Linked DNA regions of Mus musculus: region 2 is linked to region 1. The links are chromatin loops, found by intact Hi-C in ENCODE. Cell type or tissue: heart. All regions are shown on one strand. Links, peaks and the distances in the headings refer to the core of each region. The heading gives the core; the rest is flanking DNA.

Evidence for each region. A loop is a pair of places that touch in the nucleus more often than their neighbours do. Peaks named below come from ENCODE experiments on the same cell type or tissue, not always from the same donor. Only the 100,000 strongest peaks of a DNase experiment are listed, where the experiment ranks them.
Region 2: a loop joins it to region 1, with 4 times the contacts of the local background. A loop is called at or near these places in 22 of 42 quality-filtered maps.

Annotation. Positions count from the first base shown.
Region 1 is chr5:123,165,416-123,177,006 of GRCm38, forward strand. It overlaps Setd1b (SET domain containing 1B), which reads left to right. Exons shown (of 17, transcript NM_001040398.2): 17 at 418-3,215. The coding sequence ends at 591. Hpd (4-hydroxyphenylpyruvic acid dioxygenase) reads right to left here. Exons shown (of 14, transcript NM_008277.3): 10 at 10,677-10,839; 11 at 10,476-10,547; 12 at 8,936-9,058; 13 at 6,755-6,871; 14 at 6,392-6,673. The coding sequence ends at 6,563. Among named protein-coding and RNA genes, the nearest start is that of Hpd, 12 kb to the right of the region's middle. In heart, for the core only: no CTCF peak of the experiment used is centred there; a DNase peak (open chromatin) is centred at 6,476; H3K4me3 peaks cover 870 bases.
Region 2 is chr5:123,111,491-123,123,081 of GRCm38, forward strand. Tmem120b (transmembrane protein 120B) reads left to right here. Exons shown (of 12, transcript NM_001039723.2): 7 at 2,612-2,677; 8 at 3,078-3,139; 9 at 3,610-3,702; 10 at 4,171-4,235; 11 at 4,712-4,780; 12 at 5,154-5,955. The coding sequence ends at 5,267. It overlaps Rhof (ras homolog family member F (in filopodia)), which reads right to left. Exons shown (of 5, transcript NM_175092.3): 3 at 9,021-9,130; 4 at 8,806-8,940; 5 at 6,690-8,104. The coding sequence ends at 7,940. Among named protein-coding and RNA genes, the nearest start is that of Rhof, 15 kb to the right of the region's middle. In heart, for the core only: CTCF peaks have their summits at 3,605 (motif pointing left) and 5,947 (motif pointing right); DNase peaks (open chromatin) are centred at 2,771, 5,961 and 7,521; H3K27ac peaks cover 834 bases.

The DNA.
Region 1 (11,591 bases), core at 2,289-10,288:
ACATGCCAAATGTATCACTTTAATTGTAGACGCAGCTCCTATAGTTTTACAAAAAAGCATGTTTTTTCAACATGCATCAACAGTGTTCAATGTATGTATAAGAGCAACATTTAACATAATTCAACTGCTTTAACCTAAATACACTTACTGCTTACGTACATCCTACAGTAACTAGAGAAAAGCTAGGAATTAAGTTTAACAGTTCCAGTTCACTCGGCTTTGCTCTATCATCCTAGATGACTGCTATGTTCAACATTGAACCTTCTTTGAGCGATGCCAATGTTCACTTAAGAGCAGGCATAAAACCACAAGGCTGGATGGATTGCAAAATCTGTTAAACTGAGGGGTTTTAAAAAAAATTTCTTTTTGACCAAGATCCCGACCCCGTCTTAACCGCATCACCACCCTGTCTTGCAGCCCAACTGCTACGCCAAGGTGATCACGGTGGAGTCCCAGAAGAAGATCGTCATCTACTCTAAGCAGCACATCAACGTCAACGAGGAGATCACGTACGACTACAAGTTCCCGATCGAAGATGTCAAGATCCCCTGCCTCTGTGGCTCCGAGAACTGCCGGGGGACCCTCAATTAGTCCCCGCGTGCCAAAGGCCGAGGATGTCAGCCGTAGCCCAGGAGAACCCTCGCTCGCCCTGGGCCAGGCTCCACACACACCCCCACCCACTTCAGGTGCTGTCCTTATCCCCAGCAGCCGCACTAGGGCCTGGCGCCCCCAACACTATCCCAGGACCCACCCGCAGCCCCAGCCCCGCAGCGGGAAAGGGCTTCTCTGTCTCTCCACCTGCGTCTTTCCGTTTTTATAGATGCTCTTCGCACGCAGGCTTTGTATCCTTATGTATCTGGCTTTCCATTCTCCCTCCGTCCGTCTGTCCGTCCGTCCGTCTGTCTTCCCTCCCTGGCTCTGGCCTCAGTCATTTCCCCCACCCCTGAGAATGCTGCTCTGTGGTGTTGTGTCTCCTCTTTATTTTCTTCCTTGTCCGAAGAAAAGACATTTTTTTTTAACCGTTGAAAATGTGAAGGCAGAATCAGAGGTGGAGCCCTGTGGGGAATCCGGAGGCCTCAGTGAAACTGGGTGTGGGCCCAGGGTCCAGGCTGACCTTGGACTAGGTGCTGCAGGAGGAGGGGGCCTCCCGCGGCCTCAACCTCAGAACACTACAGACCCGCAAGGCCCCTACCTGCCCGTCGATGCAGCGAGCAGACCCCACAGTTTCTCCCGGCCTGTTCCCCAGTCCCTGACCCCCACCCCCCGTGGTTGAGGGTGCCCCTTTCCCTTTGGTAGACCCTGGGGGAGCCAAGCTGGTCCCAGACAGGAACTTCCTCCTTGGGGACTCCCAGCTGCCCTACCTACTCCCCCCCCCACCCCCCCAATCCTTGGGTTCAATGTTTACTTTCTCATTCGGATGCCAGCAACGATGGAGCCTCCCAGGGTGTCCCCAGTGCGGTGGGGGCGCTGGGAAGGGTGTTTCCACTCTCGGCAGCCTTGGCCCTGCCCAGGTGTAGAGGGTGCCAGGGCCCTGAGGGCCTCCCCCAAGCCCTGCCATTACGGGTTTGTCCGACCGTACGCATGTGACATTTTTTGTTGTTGATAAGCTTCGCCCCATTACCCTAACCCCCACACCCATGTCACCCTGCTGGAGGCCCCCACCCAGGAGGCCAGGGCGTATTTATTTCCATAGCGAGCAGGTTGTTTCTCCTAGAGAAAGGAAGATGGTCTTGGAAATGATATTAAAATTCAGATCTCCATCTTGGACAGCTCCTGCCCCCACCCCACCCCATCCTCTTCAGGGTTAATTTCCATGAATTTTTTTTTTTCTCGTGTATAAAATCAAACTGAAGGGAAGAAAATTATTATTTTGGCGTTCCGAACCAATCCCTGTAGATAGACTGCCATAACAGACTACTTTTTTCTTGGGAACTTTGTTTCTTGTAGAAACAAGTGGGAAGACTTTTTTTTTCCTTCTCTCATTTCTTTGTACTTAAAAAAAAAAAAAAAAAAAAAAAAAGCAAACCAACAACAACAAAAAGACACACACAGTAACAGCAAGTCCCATCCACCCCCCCAACCCCCCAGAAAGCAAAGCAGACATGTAAATATTTCTGGACCGTGACTGTTGTGACCCAGAGTCCTCACCAAGATGAAGTGCTCCGGGTGGGACTGACCTCACCCGTGGACCAGGTGGCAGGAGCCTCTTGGTACCTCAGCTTGTGTCAAGCTTTCTTATCATGTAAATTCTGTACAAAGAATTGTTTTTTCCCTTTCTCTCTCTCTCTCTCTCTTTCTCTCTCTCTCTCTCTCTCTCTCTCTCTCTCTCTCTCTCTCTCTGTCGTTGGTGGTTTTGTTGTGGTTTTTCTCTTTTTTTTTTTCCCCTTTTTTAATTTTCCACAGGCCCTCTGTGTTTGAGACTGTGCCCACAGGCCCTCTGTGTTTGAGACTGTGCCCACAGGCCCGTCTGAAGGTTGAGAGGATTATTTCGATTGGCAATTAAGACACAAGGGGCACCTGGTGGGCACAGCGCCCACCTACTCTTCCATATGCAGTTGTCTGCATAATTGTGCAAATGAGAAAAAAAAGATTTATTTTTCACAAGAAGAAATGTGTAGCGTGTAGAGATGGCTTAATTTGAGTTCCTCGGGCAGGCCGGCTCGCTGGGGGCTTTCTTCATCTTCCCTACTGACCCCCATCACAAAGGGATGAAGATGCCCAGATGCCAGGGAAGGGCTGCTTGGTCCCTGGCAGGGCCTCACTGAGCCCCGTCACGGGATCCGCATGCATTAACCTTGACTTGAGTTTAGGGTGAGGTGTTGAGCTAACCCTTCCCCAAGCCCCTGGCTTCTCCACCCCCACCCCCAGCATCCCAGGAAGGGTATGCAATACTCCTGATCTGTGGGCCCATTTTTCTTTGAAAGCTTTTGTTTTCATTGAGTAGATCTCTTGCTTTTGAAGGGTCAGGGGTTTCTGATTTTTTTTTTTCCTCCCTCTCCCTGCCCCTGCAAAGAAGAGAACCAATAAATTTTAGGGTTGTCTGTGCGTATAGACTCTGTCATCTGTATGTAACTTGTTTTTGAAGAGAAATGTTTCCGTTGTGGGTGTGTCTTGCTGTAAATATTTGTTCATACTTTTGTGAATTCAATACTATGTACCATTGTATTATAGTAACTTTTATAAAGCAAACCATAAATATACTGACTTTTCTTACAGCTACGCCGTCTCTCTTGCTCTCCCCCCCAGCCCCCCACCCCTGGCCCCTTCTCTGTGGTGAAAGTGCACCCTAGTCATGAGGGTGGATTGGCCAAGCTCAGGAACTGGAGGGGAAGGGGAGCTAGACCACTCAGAACATTGGGGGTTTGTTTGCTTTTGAGATTGTTTTATTCCCTAGCCCAGGCTGGCCTAGAATTTCTGTCTCCTGGCCTCTGCCTCCTAAAGTGCAGGGGCTGTAATCAAGAGCTACCACGCCAGACTGCCCATTTGGTCTCCACTTGATTTTGCCCTAAGTCTCAGGGTTAGAGGTTGGTTGTAAATTCTGACCCTGTCAGTGAGTTCTGAACTGAGACAGACTATAGTCAAGCTAGACGCCCCACCAGTTTTGGTTGGTTTGGTTTGGCTTGGTTTGGTTTTTTTCGAGACAGGGTTTCTCTGTGTAGCCCTGGCTGTCCTGGAACTCGCTATGTAGACCAGGCTAGCCTTGAACTCAGAAATCCCTCTGCCTCTGCCTCTGCCTCCCACATGCTGGGATTATAGGCGTGTGCCACCATGCCTGGCTTATTTTGTTTTGTTTTTTTAAGAGAAAAATTTTTTCTAGATAATTTTTCTTAAGCACTTTCTTAGGTATCTGGAGCAGCTGATGCTCTGTAATTAAGCAAAAATCGGTGTCATAGGCCTGTCATTCCAGTGACTCCAGAGGTGTCATAGGCCTGTCATTCCAGTGACTCCAGAGGCTGAGGCAGGAAGATCACAAGTTCAAAGCATGAGCTATGAACCTAAGCAACTTAGTGAGATGCTGCCTCAAGATAAACAGTATCAAAGCAGGCTGGGAAGTTGGCAAGATGAGACAGCGGGTAAAGGTGTGTTCCACCAAACCTCCTGACTTGAGTGTGATTCCCTAGAACTCAGGTGTCGGAAGGAGAGAATTGACTCCTGCAAATTGTCTTCTGACCTCCCCAGGTATGCTGTGGCCTGTTCTGGGTAATGGGGTTGGTCTCCAGGGCGGGGGTGGGGGTGTCTCTGAGAAGACAAACCCAGAACGAGGCTGGGCACGGTGGCACAGACAGAGCCAGTGAGCTAGATCAAGAACAGTCAAGCTGGATGTGACCTGAGCTTAGTTCTCAGAGCAAAAGGGGAGGGCAGGCTCCCGAGAGTTACCCTCTAGTCTTAAAATGCACAGCGGTGTGTGCCTACCCATCCACATCACACACAATAATAAAAATTAAAAACCCAGACCAACCTGGGCATAAAGCCAAGCGAGGTGATTCGTGCCTGTGATCCTAGCACCTGGGGATGCAGAAGAGGCAGGAAGATTTTTGAGTTTCAAGGCCAGCCTAGGCTACAAATTTAAGCCTAATTCATGTGACATAGTAATGGCCAATGTTTTAAGTGTGTTCGGTGTGAAAGCAGGAGAGAGAGAGAGAGAGAGAGAGCAAGCAGGCTCTCCTAGGAGACCCGTATTTTCTCCATTCATTAGATGTGGCCACAGGCACTGAGGGTAATCAGTCTGTCCAGCCAGGGTCACCAGGGTCATCTAGCTAGCAGGTAGCTGGTGTGGGATGTGGCCCAGACAACTGCAGGGTGAAAGGTGTGTGCGAAGGTGCCCATGTCTTAGCACCAAGGGCAAGGCCACAGACAAGGGTGTCTTTGTAAGAACCAAAACCCCCAAGTGTGTCTGTGAAATGGCTCAGCTCTCTAAAATGCTAGCTCAAGTACAGCATGACGGCACATGCGTGTAACTCTAGCATCCGCAAGGCGGGATCCAGTGGGATTTAGCTACTGAGCTGCCTGGTCTACATAGAGCGTTCTGAACTGGCCAACCGGGGCTTCACGGCTGTCTCAAAACAACCAAAACCAAAACAACAACAACAACAAATACTGACTCTCTGGTTTAAAGTCATACAGACAAAATATGTCCAGATGTGGCCCACAAGCTGCGGGCTGCAACCTTCTAGGTTAGAGAAATGTTTTTGCATGAGTCATGGAAATAGGGAGGTGTTTTTGCATCGGCTGCAGCCTGATCTGCTTCATTTTCTCCCACATTCTTTGTTTTTGTTTTGTTTTGTTTTGAATCTCAGCACGTCACAGAGACTGTCTTCAAACATCTGATCCTCCTGCCTCATCCTCTGGAGTGCTGAGATCCCAAGCATGCACCACCCTACCTAGCTTATTTCCCCGGTTTCTTAGTTCATGATCTTTGAAGCCCTGACTTTTCCTCTATTTGGAAACAAAACAAAACAAACCAGAATAGAAACCATCTGGATTCTCCCCCATGATACCGATACCACTTTGGATATATATATTTTTTTTTCCTTACAGAGATCAAAGTGTGCCTAGTTTTGCCATGGCGTGATACCAAACACCTTTGAGTCCCAGCCCTCTGGGAGATGGAGACAGAGGCAAGCCGAACTAGAGTTACAGGTTAGCCTGATCTACATAGCAAGGCCAGCCTGGGCAACACACTTAGCCCTCACCCCACCCCACCCCCAATCTCAAAAATAAAGTGAGCCTAACTTTAAATTGACTGCGGCTCAGGGAAGAGTGTTAGATTAAAACAAAAGGAAAAGGGAGCAAAGCCCCGCTCTGTCCCTGGTGCTGATGATGATAGACCCTCTTGGGTGGTAAGGTATGCTCAGTCTCTGGCCATTAACACTCTTCCCGGTTGCCTTATGTTTTTGTTGTTTTGTTTTGTTTTTCAAGCAAGTATGCACAAGGCGTGAGGAAACGCAGCTGTGAGGTTTGGGGGTTAGGGGGACTGGTGATTGCCACACTCAGGATGCAGGGCAGGAGAGGCTCAGAACCACTCGGGTCTGGGCTCTATCATACACACCAGGAACAACAATGCCTTGAGATTGCTGAGGAAGGACACCAACCCTAAAGTCCTTTGACCTCTTCCATGTGTTCCGAGTGATGCCATTAAGGAGGGCTCATCTTTAAAGGTTTTAAAGCCATCAGATGAAACGCTGCCACACTCCAACCCACCGCAGGACCCAGTTTGTTGTTTTTGTCTTTCTAGGATGGATCATACGGGCAGGGTCCCACTTAGTAAAAGTTCTTGCACCCTGCACCTGCATTCCCCATAGGGGCCTCAGTCAGCTTAGCGGTCTTGGTCTCCCCCTGGCGGCTAAGTGACGCCACTGCTCCTTGCGGGGCCCAAACACAAGACACAAACTTGGACCTGGGAGGGTAGCTTTACTCAGCAGGGAGGACTCAGGCAAGGCGGACTCTTGTAATAGAGGGGGCGTGGCCATGACGTGGGTGGAGCCCTGAGGTTCAGCCTTTCAGCCAGTTGGAGATGACTGATGTGTCCAGCACTTTGCGTGGTCCATGTGTGGATGGGGGCTTACATTCCAGACCTCACACCATTGGGCTCCAGGTCAGTGAGGTTGCCCCGTAGGGCTTGCTCCTCCTCGAACGCCTTGAACAGAGAGTTGAAGTTGCCCGCTCCAAAGCCCTGTGGCGTTGAGAGAAGGCGCGTGTGAGCTGGGTAAGATTTCGCAGGCAGCTGATGCTATCCTCTGGGTGCAAGCCGTACCTGGTGGTTGTGACGTTGAATGACTTCCAGGAAGAGTGTGGGCCGGTCCTGCATGGGCTTGGTGAAGATCTGTAGGAGGTAGCCTTTCTCGTCATAGTCGACTAGGATATGCAGCTCCTGGGAGGGAGACAGTGGGCTCTGTTAAAGGAAGGTAAACTGGACCTTGTGGAATCCTTGTGGGAGCCTTGGAAAGTGTAAAGGCTACTGCACCACCAAAGCCAATAAAAGACTCCTTTCTCCAGCTTTCTCCAAATATGCCCTCAGTCTAACCCACCCCCACGGCCATTCCAGCTTAGGGTCTGGCCTTTCTCCTAGAGCCCCCCTCCCCCCATTAGATGGCACGTAAGTGGAAACCCGGACTTTTTTCTTTGTTGCTGAGGAGAGTGTAAAAAAAAAAAAAGCCCGCTGCATCTAGTTTGGAAAAACAGCCCGGGAGTTTCTCCGAATGTTAAAACGTGTCGTCCACTCCAGAAATGGCTCAGTGGGTAAGAGCACTTGCTGCTCTCACAGAGAGTTTGACTGTGGGTTCACACACACACACACACACACACACACACACACACACCCAGCAGCTCACAGCCATTTGTAACAGCTGGAGGGGCTCTATACTCTCCTCTGGCCTCCTCCAGCACGTGGCCTGTGTACACACAGAGACACACACTCATGTACACTTTGTTGACCCAGGCCAGCCTGGTCTACAAAGTGATTCCTGGCCAGCCAGGGCGAGTATACAGTGAGACCCTGTCTCACAAATTTTAAAAAAGTTAACGTATTCCACGTGGCTTCTGTGCTAGTAAAAGCTGTCCCAAATAAAGCCAAGGCTGGGAGACGGCTCAGTGGTTGAAGCAGGTGTGAGATCAGAGCTCCAAGCCCTGGACCCCGTGTAAGTGTGAGGCTGCTGTGGTGACCCCTCTGTAAGTCTAGCTTCAGAAAGCAGAGATGGGGGAGGGGCCACTGGAGAGAAGGCCTAGCAGTTAAGAACACTTGCTACTCTTCCAGAGGACCCAAGTTTGGTTCCCAACACCCACGTCAGGCAGCTTTTTTACAACCACCTGTAATTCCAAGTGTAGAGGATCTGATGCCTCTGGCCTCTGTGGCCACTGGCACGCATGTGCAAACATCCACACATAGACACACTCACAAATATTTTAAGAAGAAAGAAAGGAAGGAAGGAAGGAAGGAAGGAAGGAAGGAAGGAAGGAAGGAAGCCAAGATTGGTCACATCAGTAAGCTCTGGGTTTGATTGGGGGTGACCCTGCCTCGGTGAATAAGTTGGAAGATCAAGGATGATTTCGAACACCAGCATTGGGCCTCCACAGGCAGACAGACAGACATACACACTCAGACTCATATGTGTGCACATACATATACATACCACAGAGAGAAAGAGAGAAAGAAAAATTAAAAATTTAAAAATTAAGAAAACAAAAACAGCCAGGTGTGGTAGCATTCGCCTTTAATCCCAGCACTCGGGAGGCAGAGGCAGGCGGATTTCTGAGTTCCAGGCCAGCCCTGTCTACAGAGTGAGTTCCAGGACAGCCAGGGCTACACAGAGAAACCCTGCTTCAAACAAAATAAAACAAAACAAAAATACAAAACAAAAACTCAATTAAATAAATGATAAAATGAGATGAAGAAACCTCCCAATGGTTTCTAGCCAAAGAAGAGAAATGGCCAGAATTATAAATAGCTGTAAGAATAATTGGCCTTGGGGGCTGGAGAGATGGCTCAGCGGTTAAGAGCACTGACTGCTCTTCTGAGTGGCCCTGAGTTCAATTCCCAGCAACCACATGGTGGCTCACAACCATCCGTAATGAGATCTGACGCCCTCTTCTGGTGTGTCTGAAGACAGCGACAGTGTGCTTACATATAATAAATAAATCTTTAAAAACAAAAAAAAATTGGCCTCAGACAAGCTGCCTGGCCTCTGTCACACTTGAGATGTGTCCGTCTTTCTGTCTCTCGCATACTTGAAGGCTGTGCCTGCCTCAGGGCCTTAGCACAGTTTACTCTCTTCTCCTATAGATTTCAGTTAAAGCCACCCATCAGCCTTTATCTGTTCCTCTCTGCAAAGCGGCCTCAAGTGGTCTGCTGTAACTCTCCGCATGGTACCAACTCTGTGTGTGGCCCAGTGAACCCGGGGTTCTTGTTCTTCTAGTTAAGCATTGAGCTGAGCCTCACCTCCAGGACGTCCATGCTCTCTTTCACCTGGATCTTGGCTGACTTGAGATTCTCCCGAAGCAGTTTGTAGTAAGAAGATGGGGCGGCCAAGAACTCCGTGCCTCGCTCCCTCAAGTGGCGGATCTGTCATGCAGCAGGGTCAAGGTCAGCTTGTTCAACTGCTGTCACCAGGAGGAGCAACAAGGGCAGGAGGTAGCAGAGTCCCTATCCACGTTCTGTCAGGATACCTTCTCCCTATTTGTCTCTACTTCACAGACTACTAGTGATGGCTCTCACTTATAGAATGTACACTGTGTGCCTGCCTTTCTGTGCGCTGCTGGGGAAACTGAGGCAGGCATCGATCTATGTCTGTCTCAGTACAGAAGCCGGAGTGACATTAAATCAAGTGTGCCTCTTCTCTGCCTAGCCCAGGATGATGTCACACATCAGTGTCAAAATTTAAGGTCCCATCCATGGCCTTGACCACTTGCTCCCGTTCCCACTTCTTCCTGTCCCTTTCCCTTACTCTGTCTGAGCTACACCCTTCCTGTCTCTGTAACCTTCCTGGCTTTCTCATCTTTGTCTTGGTGGTCATCCCTTCTGCCTGGGGAACTCTCCCCATTTATGTATATATCTCTCCTCAAATGCCTTCTCTTTCATGTGGCCCTCTGTCCCCGTTAGATTTAGGTCAACTTGACACAGGCTTGGAGTCATTATAGAAGAGGGAACCTCAACCGAGAGAACACCTCCCTTAGATGAGACCGTAAGCAAGCCTGTAGGGTGTTTTCATAATTAGTGATTGATGGGAGAGGGCCCCGCCCACTGTGGGTGATGCCATCCTGGGCTGCAGGTCCTGAGGTGTAGAAAAAAGCAGGCTGAGCAAGCCAGGGAGAGCAAGCCAGTAAGCAGCATCCCTCCATGGCCTCTGCATCCACTTGTGTCTCCAGGTTCCTGCCCTGTTTGAGTTCCTGTCCTGACTTCCTTTGATGATGAACAGTGATTGGATGCCTAAACCAAATAAACCCTTTCCTCTCCTAGTTGCTTTGCTCCCCGTGTTTCTTCACAGCAATAGAAACCCTGACTAAGACGACACCCTCCTGATCAGCCTTCTTCTCCATCCTCTCTCACTTCCCAGCTTTTGCCCCAACTCGTTGTCTCTCTTTCAGACCAGGACTGAATTAGCCTTCCTGAAGGCTGCATCCATAGGGAAGGCATGTTTAATCTGGCCAAAAGGACATACGTAGTAGTCTTGTAGTCTAATCTTATTTTTAGAGAAAGGTTCACTGAAGCCCAGAGAAGGCACTGAGTTCCCTGGGGCACACAGCAAAATACCAGCGGAGCCTGGACCAGACCTCAGGCTTGCTTGCCCTTGGGACTGGATTGTTCTGCAGAATGAGCTTCCCCAGCATGGTGGGGGGTAACTGTGTGAGTTTGTGGGAGAGGAAAGGGACGCCCCATCATCCTTCCAGGGGGACTGCCACCACCCGCTACTCTCATCGGCAGAGACTGTCCCTGCGGCTAATAAACCAGAGGGCACTTGGGCCAGACACAGGGTTCTTACTGCTGTGATGATGTCTTCCGTCTTGAGAGCGATGTGCTGGACCCCAGCACCCCCATTATAGTCCACATATTCCTGGGAGGAGGGGAAACAAAGAAGGAGACCACTATCATTTATCCATCTGACCGTTTATCATTGATCGCTCAGACCTATGCTCTCTCAGAGCCCGCAAGCCTCCCTCCCCGTTGTTGTCTCCTACCCCACCTGGATCTGAGACTTCTTCCTGCCCGGAGCTGGCTCGTTGATGGGCATTTTGATGGATTCCTCGTAGTTGGTCACCACAATGGAGCGCAGAGAGCTGTACTCCGTGTGCACCTGCGTGTCGTCCACGGACCAGAACCGGTGGAACTGCAGGTTTTTCAGGTACCTGCAGAGTGGCCAGGGGCACACCCCCTGAGTGCCTGCGGAGACCTTCCCACCCTCTTCCCATCTCCACCATTGAGCATACACCCGTTACACAGGATCCTCAAAAAAGTGACATCATGCACACCACAGATTTGTACTTTTGACGATTTTAAGCGGAAGGGAAGTGTTTTGTAACAAAATGTAGGTTGCAACCCGATGCTTCGTGCGACAGTCGGGTGTTTGCTTCTGATTTAGATGAGGGCGATGTCGCTGTGATTCTAACTCAAATGTGCTCCTGAGCTCTTTTTAAATGCCACTGTGATATTTTGAAAAGCTAGGATTCCCCTCTCCCCCAAAAGGCTGGGCTTTAGCTCAGTGGTAGACCGCTTTTGTAGCTGGCTCTGCTGTGCCAAGTTCATGTCCCAGGTTAACAAGGTTAATGTGGTGCAAGGAGTGGGCTTTGCCGGGTGCGAGTGGGTTAGTTCTCAATCGTTGGGTAATTCTCATGAGTCTTCTCGGGGATTAGGTTTGCTCTCAGGGGATTTGCTATAAAACCTCATTAGGGTGACAGGTGTGGCAGTGCACACTTTTAGTCCCAGTACTTGGGAGGCAGAGGCAGGCAGATTTCTGTGAGTTCGAAGTCAGCCTGGTCTACAGAGTGAGTTCCAGGACAGCAAGGAAACCTTGTCTCAAAGGATGGACAGATGGATAGACAGACAGATAGATAGATAAATAGGATAGATAGATAGATAAATAGATAGACAGATGGGATAG
Region 2 (11,591 bases), core at 2,243-10,242, 54 kb before region 1:
TGGCCAGGTCTCTAAGGAGCTTACAGCTCCCGGGTGCTTTTGGCAAAGCAGGTTGCTACAGTGTGGTGGAGAGCAATTCCCAGAGGCGAGCTGGAGAAGTCAGGGAGGCCTAAAGCACTGGAAGTTTGAGGACCCAGCTCCTTTTTTCTGGGCTGGCTCTGATACTGAGGTGAATATAATTAGGTTCAGGAACCCCAAGCTGAAGGAGCCCCAGTTTCTCACAGTAAGATTCCCTACAACTTTTAACTGCATGCAAAGCCAGGCCTGGATCTTTGACAGATTAGCAGATAAACTTGGTATATATGGGGGACGCCACTGTAGTGTCATATCTGTGCCTGGATGGGCTAACGCTGGACTTGTGACTGTGTGTGTGTGCGCACACATGCGCAATACATGTGTGTTGATTACACATTCACCAAGCAGCTGCTCTGTTTCCACTGCCACAGGTGAGCAACACAGACACACACACCCTCCCCCAACTCCTCTGGGGCATCTAACTTATAGGAAAGAGGCTCAGATGACAGATGAGAAACAATCGCACATAATAAACACCATAAAGAAAATGAAGCCAGGGCTGGAGAGGTTACTCCGCAGATAAGAGCACTACATTCTTTCAGAGGACCTGGATTCAACTCTCAGCACCCACACAGAAGCTCACAACTGTCTGTGACTCTAGTTCTGCAGAGTCCAACACCCTTTTCTAGCTAACACACACACACAGAGCACATAGACATCATGCAGACAAAGCATTCATTCATACACATAAAATTTTAAAAAGAAAGAAAGAAAGAAAGAAAAGAAAAGAAAAGAAAAGAAAAGCCTGATGTGATGGACAATCCCAACACTTGTCGGGGCAGAACCTGAGTATGTTTGAGTTCAAGGCCATCATGGTCTGCACAGTGAGCTATACATAGTGAGACCTTGTCTAAAGAAAGAAAAAGTGGGGCTGGTGAGATGGCTCAGCAGGTAAGAGCACCCGACTGCTCTTCTGAAGGTCCTGAGTTCAAATCCCAGCAACCACATGGTGGCTCACAACCATCCTTAACAAGATCTGACTCCCTCTTCTGGTGTGTCTGAAGACAGCTACAGTGTACTTACATATAATAAATAAATAAATCTTTAAAAAGAAAAGAAAAGAAAAAGTATCCGGGCATGGTGGTACACGCCTTTATAATCCCAGCACTTGGGAGGCAGAGGCAGGTGGATTTCTGAGTTCTAGGCCAGCCTGGTCTACAGAGTGAGTTCCAGGACAGCCAGGGCTACATAGAGAAACCCTGTCTCGAAAAAACCAAAAAAAAGAAAAGAAAAGAAAGAAAAAGTATGTGTGTTGGGGGGGGGGGGCGCTGGAGAGATGGCTCAGCAGTTAAGAGCACTGGCTGCTCTTCCAGAGGGCCTGAGTTCAATTCCCAGCAACCACATGGTGGCTCACAGCCATCTGTAATAGGATTCGATGCCCTCTTCTGGTGTGTCCAAAGACAGAGACAGTGTACTCACATATATGAAATAAATAAATAAATCTTTTTTTCTTTCTTTCGTTTTTTTTTTTTTTGTTTTTGTTGTTATTGTTGTTTTCGAGACAGGGTTTCTCTGTATAGATAGTCCTGGCTGTCCTGGAACTCATTTTGTAGACCAGGCTGGCCTCGAACTCAGAAATCCTTCTGCCTCTGCCTCCCAAGTGCTGGGCTTAAAGGTGTGCGCCACCACACCCGGCTATAAATAAATCTTAAAAAACAGAAACAAGGAAAGAAAGAAAGAAAGAAAGAAAAGAAAGAAAGAAAGAAAGAAAGAAAGAAAGAAAGAAAGAAAGAGCACAATTAGACTTATATGATTATAAAGTGCCTGTTGTAGAAATGTTTTAGGCAGTGTAGTCAGGAAAAGGCTTTTGGGGGAATTGACATTGGATCTGAAACTCATGTTGGGACCCCAGAGCCTGGTAAGGATAGAAAACGGTAGCCTAAGGACAGTGTGTACAAAAGACCTCTTGTTGCCCCAAGATACACACACTGGGCATCTTAACCAACAAATAGTGCTTTCCTGTGGCTCTGGGGGCTGGACGTCCTCCATCAGGTATCATCAGTGCTGATGGAGGCTTGGGCCTCCTTCCTGTCATACAGATGGCTACCTTCCCTTCCTTTGCTCTGTACAGCCCTCCCTCTGGTCTGTAAAACCCTCTCTTACAGAGAGAGACACTAGGTCAAAGATCCTCCATGCTTTGCCTTGCGTCCCCTTAACCTTGCCGGATACAGTCACGCAGGAAGGATGAGGGGGTCGAGACGGCAACGTAGAAGTTTGAGATGTAGTTCGGTCCAGCATAGACCCTACCTAGGCTTGGGGTATCTCAGTGCTGGGGAGATGAAGAGGTGGAGCTTGAGGGTCCTGTATGGATAAGGATGTGTCCTGTAAGTCACAGAAACTCCCTGACACCAGAGCAGGTCCCTGGACTAATCTGCAAGCAGTTAGTTTGGGTTTATGCACCTGTGCAGGAAGAGTGGATGTATGGTTTGGCCCGTTTCTCAGCCACAGGGCAGCCCCTGCTCATGGAGGCTAGGAAGCTGAGAGCTGCCTGCATGTCTCTCCATCTGAGTTCCTTCCTTTTTCTCTTCTCACCAAGAATCAAGGGCTGGTGGGTGTCTCACCATTATGTCTCCACGTTCCTGTCTGGAGTGATGCTGACTTGGTAAGTCTTCCCCGTGACCTCTGTCCACTGGAGTCAGAGCGAGGGGCTGGTACGTGGGGAAGGAGGTTCTCAAAACTGACTGGCGGGTGGTGAGAGCAAGTGTTAACTGAAAACTGGGCTGGAGGCCCCGGCTGCCAGGGTCCTGCGGAGCCAGCTGGGAGCTTTCTGGGGACTAGTTCGTAATTTCTGTTGGCTGGGGCAGAGGTGACAGGGAACAGCACGGGGAACGAGAGTGACCACGATGTCCCTTCATTCTAGAAAGGGTGATTGATGGGTGTGGCCCAGTCAGCTTGAGGACAAAGGATAGAAATGCTCTCTTCCTTTTGGGGTATGGATGAATGCCTGGTTTTACAGCGTGTCCCCCATTCTGTTTTGTTTTTTGTTTTCTTTTGTTTTCCAGGCCTAATGGACTAATTTACCAGAAGTTTCGAAATCAGTTTTTAGCGTTCTCCATTTTTCAGAGTGAGTGCTGGAATCCAGCTTAGTGGGAGGGACCTGATTTCCCGGAGATCTGCTCGCTCTCTTGCTTCCATTCTGGTCCGACCATGCTTTATCCCTGAGAGCAGAGACAGCTCAGACATGTAATGACCCAGCAAAGCACTGACCAGATTAGAAACCTCTGGACTTGGCAGTAGGCACTCGATATACGCTTCTCAGAAGGCAAGCTGTAGGGGATTATCCTGGGTGCAGCGGGCAACTTAAGACAGAAAAGAAGCAGCCCCATGCAGGGGGAACACAGCTGCTAAAAAATCGAGGCAGTCACATAGATGTATAGCTGAGGCAAATTATTAAAATTCAAAGTTGAAGCTGGTCACCAGGATGCTCTCGGCCTGCCCCTCTGCCCAGCCCACCCACACCCATCTGCATGTAAGGACAGAGGATTTCAGGGTATGATGCTTTCCTTGAGCCCGGGTACTATGCTCCCCCTGCAGGCTGCGTTCAGTTTCTACAGTACTATTACCAGAGGGGCTGTCTCTACAGACTGCGGGCCCTGGGGGAGAGGAACCACCTGGACCTCACAGTGGGTGAGTAGCTGGGCAACGGGTGGGTTTGGGAATGCCGGTCCACCTCCCTCCAGTGGAGGGACAGCATCAGACCTCCATGCGGCAGAGAGAAGCTGATATTCTTCACCCACTGGCTGCTCATAATTGATGGAGGGTACTGTTTCAGCCACCCCAAGTGTGGTAGCGACAGCGTTCTAGGCCCCTCAGTGCTGGGCCTCGACTCTACCCTTTAGAAGGCCTATCTTTCTGGTCTGAATTTTATAATATACACAATGATACAGTGTGAGGCCGGGTGTGGTGGGGCCTGTCAATAGTTCAGTTGGCTGAATTGGGAGGATCACTTGAGCCCAGAAGTTTGAGGTCAGCTTGGGCAGCAGAGAGACCAGACCGTATATGGTTTTTTAAACAGGCGTGTGCGTGTACACCACACACACACACACACACACACACACACACACACACACACACGTACTCTCTTCTTTCCTACAGAAGGGTTCCAATCCTGGATGTGGCGGGGCCTCACCTTCCTCCTGCCTTTCCTCTTCTGTGGCCATGTGAGTCCTTCTGTTTGTGGGTACCACTGTCAGGGATGACCCCTGGGAACAGGAGATCTTTGGGGCTCCCTTCCCTCATAAGGTGTCTGTCTCCAGTATCTGGGACGAGGTACCCATCCATGCAGATATCACCCAAACCTGGCTCCCCATGATGACACATTAAATGCCCGAACCCCACAGCTTCCTGGGGGGGGGGGGGCTGAGGGCTTCCCCGCTGCTTGTGGTCACGGCACAGGATGGGCCATTCTCCCTGAAGGAGAGGCAGGAAGCCTCAGGTAGCCCCCGGGACCCCCTTTCCTCAGGATCTGGGACCTGCCGTGTCCGAGACACTTGTGGTTCCACGGGATAGGCATGTCCATGTCTTGGGTCTGGGATGCTGGGGGGGTGGGGGGCGGGCCTGGTCCATCTCCCCGGCTTTTCCGCATGGACCTGCAGGGGAACTGACGGGTGAGGGGCGCCTGTCTCCCTGTCTTCAGTTCTGGCAGCTCTACAATGCCGTCACCCTGTTTGAGCTCTCCACCCATGAGGAATGCAAAGAATGGCAGGTATCGTGCCTCCCTCCCTCCCACCATGTGTCTGTCTGCCTGCCTGGCCAGAGGGAGCAGGGAGGGAGCAGCTGGGCTGCCCCGGGAGAACTCTGTTGAGTTCTAGTCAACTGGGAAGGGGTTCAATAGTGCAAGGGGGTCCCCCAGTGTCTCTGAATGAAGGGTCATCCCATCAAACCCTCTTCTAGAGCCCTACCTGATTGGGGGCCCACCTCATTCACCTGTTGCCACCATTTGCTCGACCACTCTTGTAGCTTGCCCGAGAGTCTGGGGTTGAGGCTCTCGTGGAGGGTTCTTTCCCCAGAGGAACTGACTTCTCCTCCTTCCTCCCCTGCCCTGGGCATCTTGGGATGCTGCCCTCTGGATGGACCAGGTATTCGTGCTGGCTCTCACCTTCCTCATCCTCTTCCTGGGCAATTTTCTGACCACGCTCAAAGTTGTCCATGCCAAACTCCACAAGAACAGAAACAAGACAAAGCAGCCATGAACCTCCGGACCCTTGTGCCACCTGGGGGCCTTGGGACCTAAGACTGCTGGGCGTTCCAGTCAGCACCCTGGCTGCCGGTCAGTGGTAGCCATGGGCAGCAACATCTCAGGGGCCAGCAGCATCACCGGGAGCAGGGCCAAGGCCCCGGTCCCCGGCGGACATGAGGAATGTGAAGGCCACCTGCGCGCGCAGTATTAACCTGTCCCAGCTCCCTATTTATAACATATTTAATATCGGGTCTTCCCTGCTTCCCTGGAATCCGAGGCCTGCCTTCCCTGGAGCTCTGTGTAATGGCCGTGGGCAGGCCTGTGTCTGTCTTTCAGGGAGGGGCCAGAAGCCTCAGGGAACCCCTCTCTTCCTACTCCTATCATTTGAATCCCTCACTGGGGTTTAGATGTGCCTCACTCGAGTTGGCTTTAGCCGACCTGCTACTTTACTGTGTCCCAGGCACCGGGAGGAATGAAACTTTGAGCATCCTGTGGAGCCTCCCCTGTCCTGGGCCACCACCTCTTCTGTAAGCCTCCCACAGCCCCACCTTCTGCGGTGGACAAATATTTAAGTTCTCAGAGAACCTACCTGTGTTGTCTCTTGCCTTGGTCTCCGGAACCGCAGGCCTGCTGGCCACTGGGGGAAAGAGATGCAGCCTCCTTGGGACCTCCATGTGGCAGGGTGTTAAGGACGCGGACGGCCTCCACCAGAGGGCGCCCAGCCTCTGGGTTGTTGGAGTTCTGGCGGACTCTTGGGTGCCTGAACCCTCCAGCCACCTTCATAGACTTGCTGAGAGTCCTTGGCATAGGAGCCAGGCCCTCCTTGTGACTGGAACTTCAGCCATTCGGAGGTCACCCATTCCCTTCCTCTCTTCATCTCAGAGGTTCTTTTTTGTACGGGAAGGGGAGGAGTGGAAGGGTCTAAGTGGGCTCAGCCCAGGGTGTGACCCTGTGAGGTCCAGGAAGCAGCAAGAGTGGAGGGGCAAACAGGTCCAGTTTGAGTGTTCTGTCCCTGCCCAGCCTGCTCAGACCCAATGTCACGGCTGGCCGCCTCAGACACGTTTCATTTGGTCCTCACAGGACTTACTTTAAAATTCTTTAGTTATGTGATAAAAATGAGAACTCGCCTCCTCCATGGTGAGATTCGACATAATCCAGATTTCTGTTTACCTTGCAAAAACTGGGAAGGCCTGGCAACATTCCCAGAGGTCAAGAGCATTTACCTGCCCCTGTTTGCCGCAGCCCGCCCCTCCCTTCATGCCTGCCCTATTTCTGCCCTTGGTCTCCTGTCCCCAGATCACCTGGCCTATCCTTTGCAGGCACCTGGGATCGCCTCCCCTTAAAGCCCAGAAGATGAGTATCTTAGGCTTTGTGGACTAGTCCTGTGGCAGCTTCAGCTTGCACTTGTAGAGCAAAAAGTGCCATTACATGATGGTGGCTATTCAATAAAACTTTATTTACAAAACCAGGCAGCCGGCCACATGTGGCCCACAGGCTGTGGGTTGCTGACTGCTGCTGTATCCCACGATCTGTTCACAAGGCCTTGGGTTCTGAGAGAACAAGAGGTCCTTGTTTGGCTCCGCAGGGGACAGCAGGGGCTTGGAGCATTTGGGGAAGGGGACCAAGTCAAGTGGTGCTGGGGCAGGGGCCAGCCAAGGCCATGGTTTCTTCTCGGACTGTGCCTTCATCTTGGAGGCGCTAAACCTACCTGGTATACCACGTAGGTATTGAACAGTTGTGACGTCCAGGAGGAGTGCCAGGACTCAAGACTTTGGCTGTTGGAGATAGTCAGCAGGCTAGTTCTGAGAAATTGTCCAGCGTGGACAGGGGTGGCCATGTCAGTTCTGGAATGAGGCAGAGGTAGGCTACTCCTGAGCTCCACATCCAGTAGAAGCAGAAACTGAGTGGACCAGTGAGGAGCTTGACTGACTAATGACCCATTTTCAGGTGGGCCATAGTCTAGGGAGAGCCCATTTGTCTGAGGTCCCCAATGGTGGGATGAACCCAACCATCAGGAGTTTCCAGTAGTCGGCTGGGGAGTTGGAGGTCAGACCTGGAGCAGGGGTCAGATGAGTGGCCTGGCTGGCCCGAGTATATTTTGACATTTTGAGAGATTGTTTCTTCTCACTCTGAACATGCATCTCAGGCTGTGACCAAGCCCGAGACAGAAGTCCTCGGTGTGGTAGGAAGGGAGAAGCTGGTGCCAGACCCACGTCCGGCTTGATGCCTGTGTTCTCCTGATAGGCTGTGGTCCCCAGGTTCCTGAAGGGAAGCAGGAAGGGGCTGGAGGATGTAGCCGAGCCTATCTCAGGAGCTCAGGGAGACTGTGACAGAAACAGTGGGCTTGGGACTCTCGTGAACAGCGTTGTGTACCCATGCTTACCCACAATTCCCCGGTGCCAGTTCTGAGTTTCAGGCATAAATTGGTTTGGAAAGGGAGAGACACGCATGGCTGGGGGCAGAGGAGCTGTGACAAGGACCCTCCTGTGGCCTGGGACAAGTGCCAGTCATGAAGTAGAGGAACATTGGTGGGTCTGGCACCCTCATTCACTAGTGCACTACAGCCTGAACCCAAAGGGGCCATTCCAGAATGTTCTGAGAGTCCCCAGATGCCAGACACTGTAAGACCCACTGGGCCTGGGTCCCTGGCTGTAATAGTTCCAGTCAGGCCCTCTGTCCCCAGGGTCACAGCAGCAGGCAGATCCTGTGTTTTTTCTGTCTCTGCGCTTTCTTCAGGGCGCTGAGGGCCACCTTGGCGGCTTCCCTGAAGACATCTTCCACATTCTCCCGAAACTTGGCAGAACATTCCAGATAGAGTGCACCTCGCATCTGTTCACAGGCATTCAGGCCCTGGGGTCAGAGGGGGTGGGGGGAAGAGGCAGTGTTAATTAGGTGGGCAGGGGTGGTGGTTTCTGGGGTCTCCTGACCCCCCCAGAGTCTTAAAAGTTTGGGGCTCACTCTGGAGGCTCTCCAGAGTTGGTGGGAACCCATCTCTGTTCCAGCACTGGCCAGTTTGGTGTTCACATGGCTGGATGCAAGAAGCCCACTCGATGGCCCCACCTGTTCCCTTTTCTCCCCAGCTTTCAGCAGAGAGGGGCGCGGAATTCTGAGGAGGCATAGAGGGCTAGCTGCCACTCATGTTCCTGTTGGTGCAATCGTGGCGACTTGAGTGTGCTGGTGATGTAAAAATCTTGGCTATACTATCATGAGTATCTGTCTTTGATGTGAGACAGGGCCTCACTGTGTAGCCCTGGAACTCACTTTGTCAACCAGGCGGAGGGCTGGGGTTAAGGCTGGGTGCCACCATGCACAGTATTTAACCCTTGTTTGCTTCAGCTCCCCCCAAAGCCTGGTAAGACACTCCAGTTAAGAGAACGACCTAGGTGGTTTCCGGCTGTGGCTGTTCGGGGATCGCGAACCTGGGCTATAGATGTTCGAGGATCGCGGACTTGGGCTATGGCTCTTTGGGGATCGCGGACCCGGGCTGTGGCTGTTCGGGGATCGCGAACCTGGGCTATGGCTGTTCAGGGATCGCTGGACCCCTGACCCACCTGTGTGTAGGTAATAGGCTCCAGCTGAGCTGCCCGGAGTTTCCGCAACTGCTCCTTGTCCTTCCTCAGGTCTGTCTTGCAGCCGATGAGCACCGTGGGGATCCCTCGGCAGAAATGTGTGACTTCGGGGAACCACTGAGGAGGGGAGAAGGCAGGGTTATCAGGGCAGGGAGCACTCTGGAACTGAGCCCTGTCTCCGGCAGGCAGGACAGTACCTTGATGAGGACGTTGTCGTAACTGGTGGGGTTCATGACATCGTAGCAGATGAGGACGAGGTGTGTGTTCTGGTAGGACAAGGGCCGCAGCCTATCGTAGTCTTCCTGCCCTGAAATCAGGGGGCAAGGAGTGTCAGAGGCATGAATCCCTGGCTGCCTGGGGTCCCTGTCTGGGCTTTGATAGTGGGATGACCTGGGGGAGGGGCGGGGCTAGTTTCCTCCTTTATAGAATGGGTGGGACAGGGAAAGGGAGATAGATTGTATGTGGTCAATAGAGAGAATAGCTGTGAACTGCAGCCATTCTGCCAAAGGTGGATATGTTCCCTTGCCTGCCAAGTCTGAGACTCAGATCCGGGGTCTTTGCCATTTTGATATCCCCAAGGTCCCGAAGCAAGTGTTGAGCTACATCCTCCTCCTTGGTTCTGGGACAGCTGTCTGGATTCCTCTTGCCCATCCTTGCAAATGCTAATGAGGTTGGAACAGGCACTTTTATAACCCCGTCTCACAGGGCAGTCAGCTGATACCCACTGGGGGAAACATAGGACGCTGGTCCCAAACATAGCCCTCCACAGCCCCAGTCCAATCAGAACCTAGAAGCTAGCCTCAAACGCCCAGTCAATTTGCCTGCCTCTGCCTTCTGTGCGTTGGGTGTACCATCATGCCTAGCTGGAAGGAAACTTCTCTTGTTAACAGTTGTAAGCTCTCAGAGAGAAGACAGGGAGAACACAGGGAAACTCTTCTGAGCTTCCATGTTCGTCCCCCACCCCCACCCCATTGGTTTTTTTTCGAGACAAGGTTTCTTTGTGTAGCCCTGGCTGTCCTGGAACTCACTTTGTAGATCATGCTGGCCATGAACTCAAAAATCCGCCTGCCTCTGCCTCCCGTGTGCTGGGATTAAAGGCATGTGCCACCACGCCCGGCTTCGATGTTTGTTTTTTACACTCACCTCTGTAGTGTAGAAACCTGATTGTCCCCCTCCACCAGATCTGAGTGACAATTCAGTTGTTAACCTTTACCCTAGTGACTCAGTTTCCATTCACTCTCTTTTGTATTGTTTTAATTGATTTATTGGGGCTGAAGAATGGCTCAGCAGTTAAGAGCACTGGCTGCTCTTCTAGAGGACCCAGGTTCTGTTCTTAGCAACCACATGGTGGCTCACATTACTCAAGTTTCAGGGGATCTGAAGCCCTATTCTGACATCTGGGGCGGGGGTGGGAGGTGGGGGGCTACTAGACACATATGTGCAGCCAAAACACTGATACATAGAAATCTAAACAATTTTTAAAAAAAAAAAATTATTTATACGGGTGCACTGTAGCTGTCTTCAGACACCAGAAGAGAGCACCAAATCCCATTACAGGTGGTTGTGAGCCACCATGTGGTTGCTGGGAATTGAACTCAGAAAGGAACTCACTTTGTAGACCAGGCTGGCCTTGAACTCAGAAAATTTGCCTGCCTCTTCCTCCCAAGTGCTGGGATTAAAGGCCTGCGCCATCACGGCCGGCTAGCACCTAACTTTTAAAGTTGATTTATTTCGTATGTATGAAAGCAGGTGGTAGTTGGTGCAAGACTTTAGTCCCAGCACTCAGGAAGCAGAGACAGGTGGATCTCTGTGAGTTGGAGGGCAGCCTGGTCTACAGAGCTAGTTCCAAAACAGCCAGGACTACACAAAGAAACCCTGTCTTCAGATGACAAAAAATAATTTTTAATTAACTAATTTAAAAAATTTTTTATAGGACTGGTAAAATGGCTCAGCTGTTAAAAACACTGGCTGCTTTTGTGTGTGAATGAGTGTTTTGCTTAAATGTATGTCTATGCATCACGTACATGCAGTGCCAGCAGAGGCCAGAAGAGGGCATCAGATCCCCTGGATTGGAGTGACAGGTGCGAGCTGTCGTGTGGGTGCTGGGAATTGAACCCAGGTTCTCTGGAGGAGCAGCAAGTGCTCTTAACCACTGAGCCATCTCTCCAGCCCTTTGTGGGTTTTTTGTTTGTTTTTATTGTTGTTTTTTAAAATGGTCTCACTATGTACGCTTTGGCTGGCCTCTAACTCTTCCCTCTGTCCCTGAAGTGCTGGGATTAAAGGCATGTGCCACCCGTGCATGCGTGCATGCGTGCACACATGTGTGTATTTTAGGGATTTCATGCAGGTTTCTTTTGTGTAGTCCTGGCTCTCCTCAAACTCGCTTGCTCTGGCTGGCCTCAAACACACAGATCTATCTACCTCTGCCTCCTGAGCGCTGGGTGTGGGCCACCACTGCCTAGCTTTGTTTTTTTGTTTGTTTGTTTGGTTGGTTGGTTTTTTAAAGATTTATTTATTATTATACATAAGTACACTGTAGCTGACTTCACACACACCAGAAGAGGGTATCAGGTCTCATTGTGGGTAGTTGTGAGCCACCAAGTGGTTGCTGGGATTTGAACTCAGGACCTTTGGAAGAGCAGTCAGTGCTCTTACCCACTGAGCCATCTTGCCAGCCCTGTTTGTTTGGTTTTTTGAGATATGTTTCACATATTCCAGGCTGGTCTAGAACTCCAGACCCATCTGCCTCCAACTTCCAAGTGCTGGCA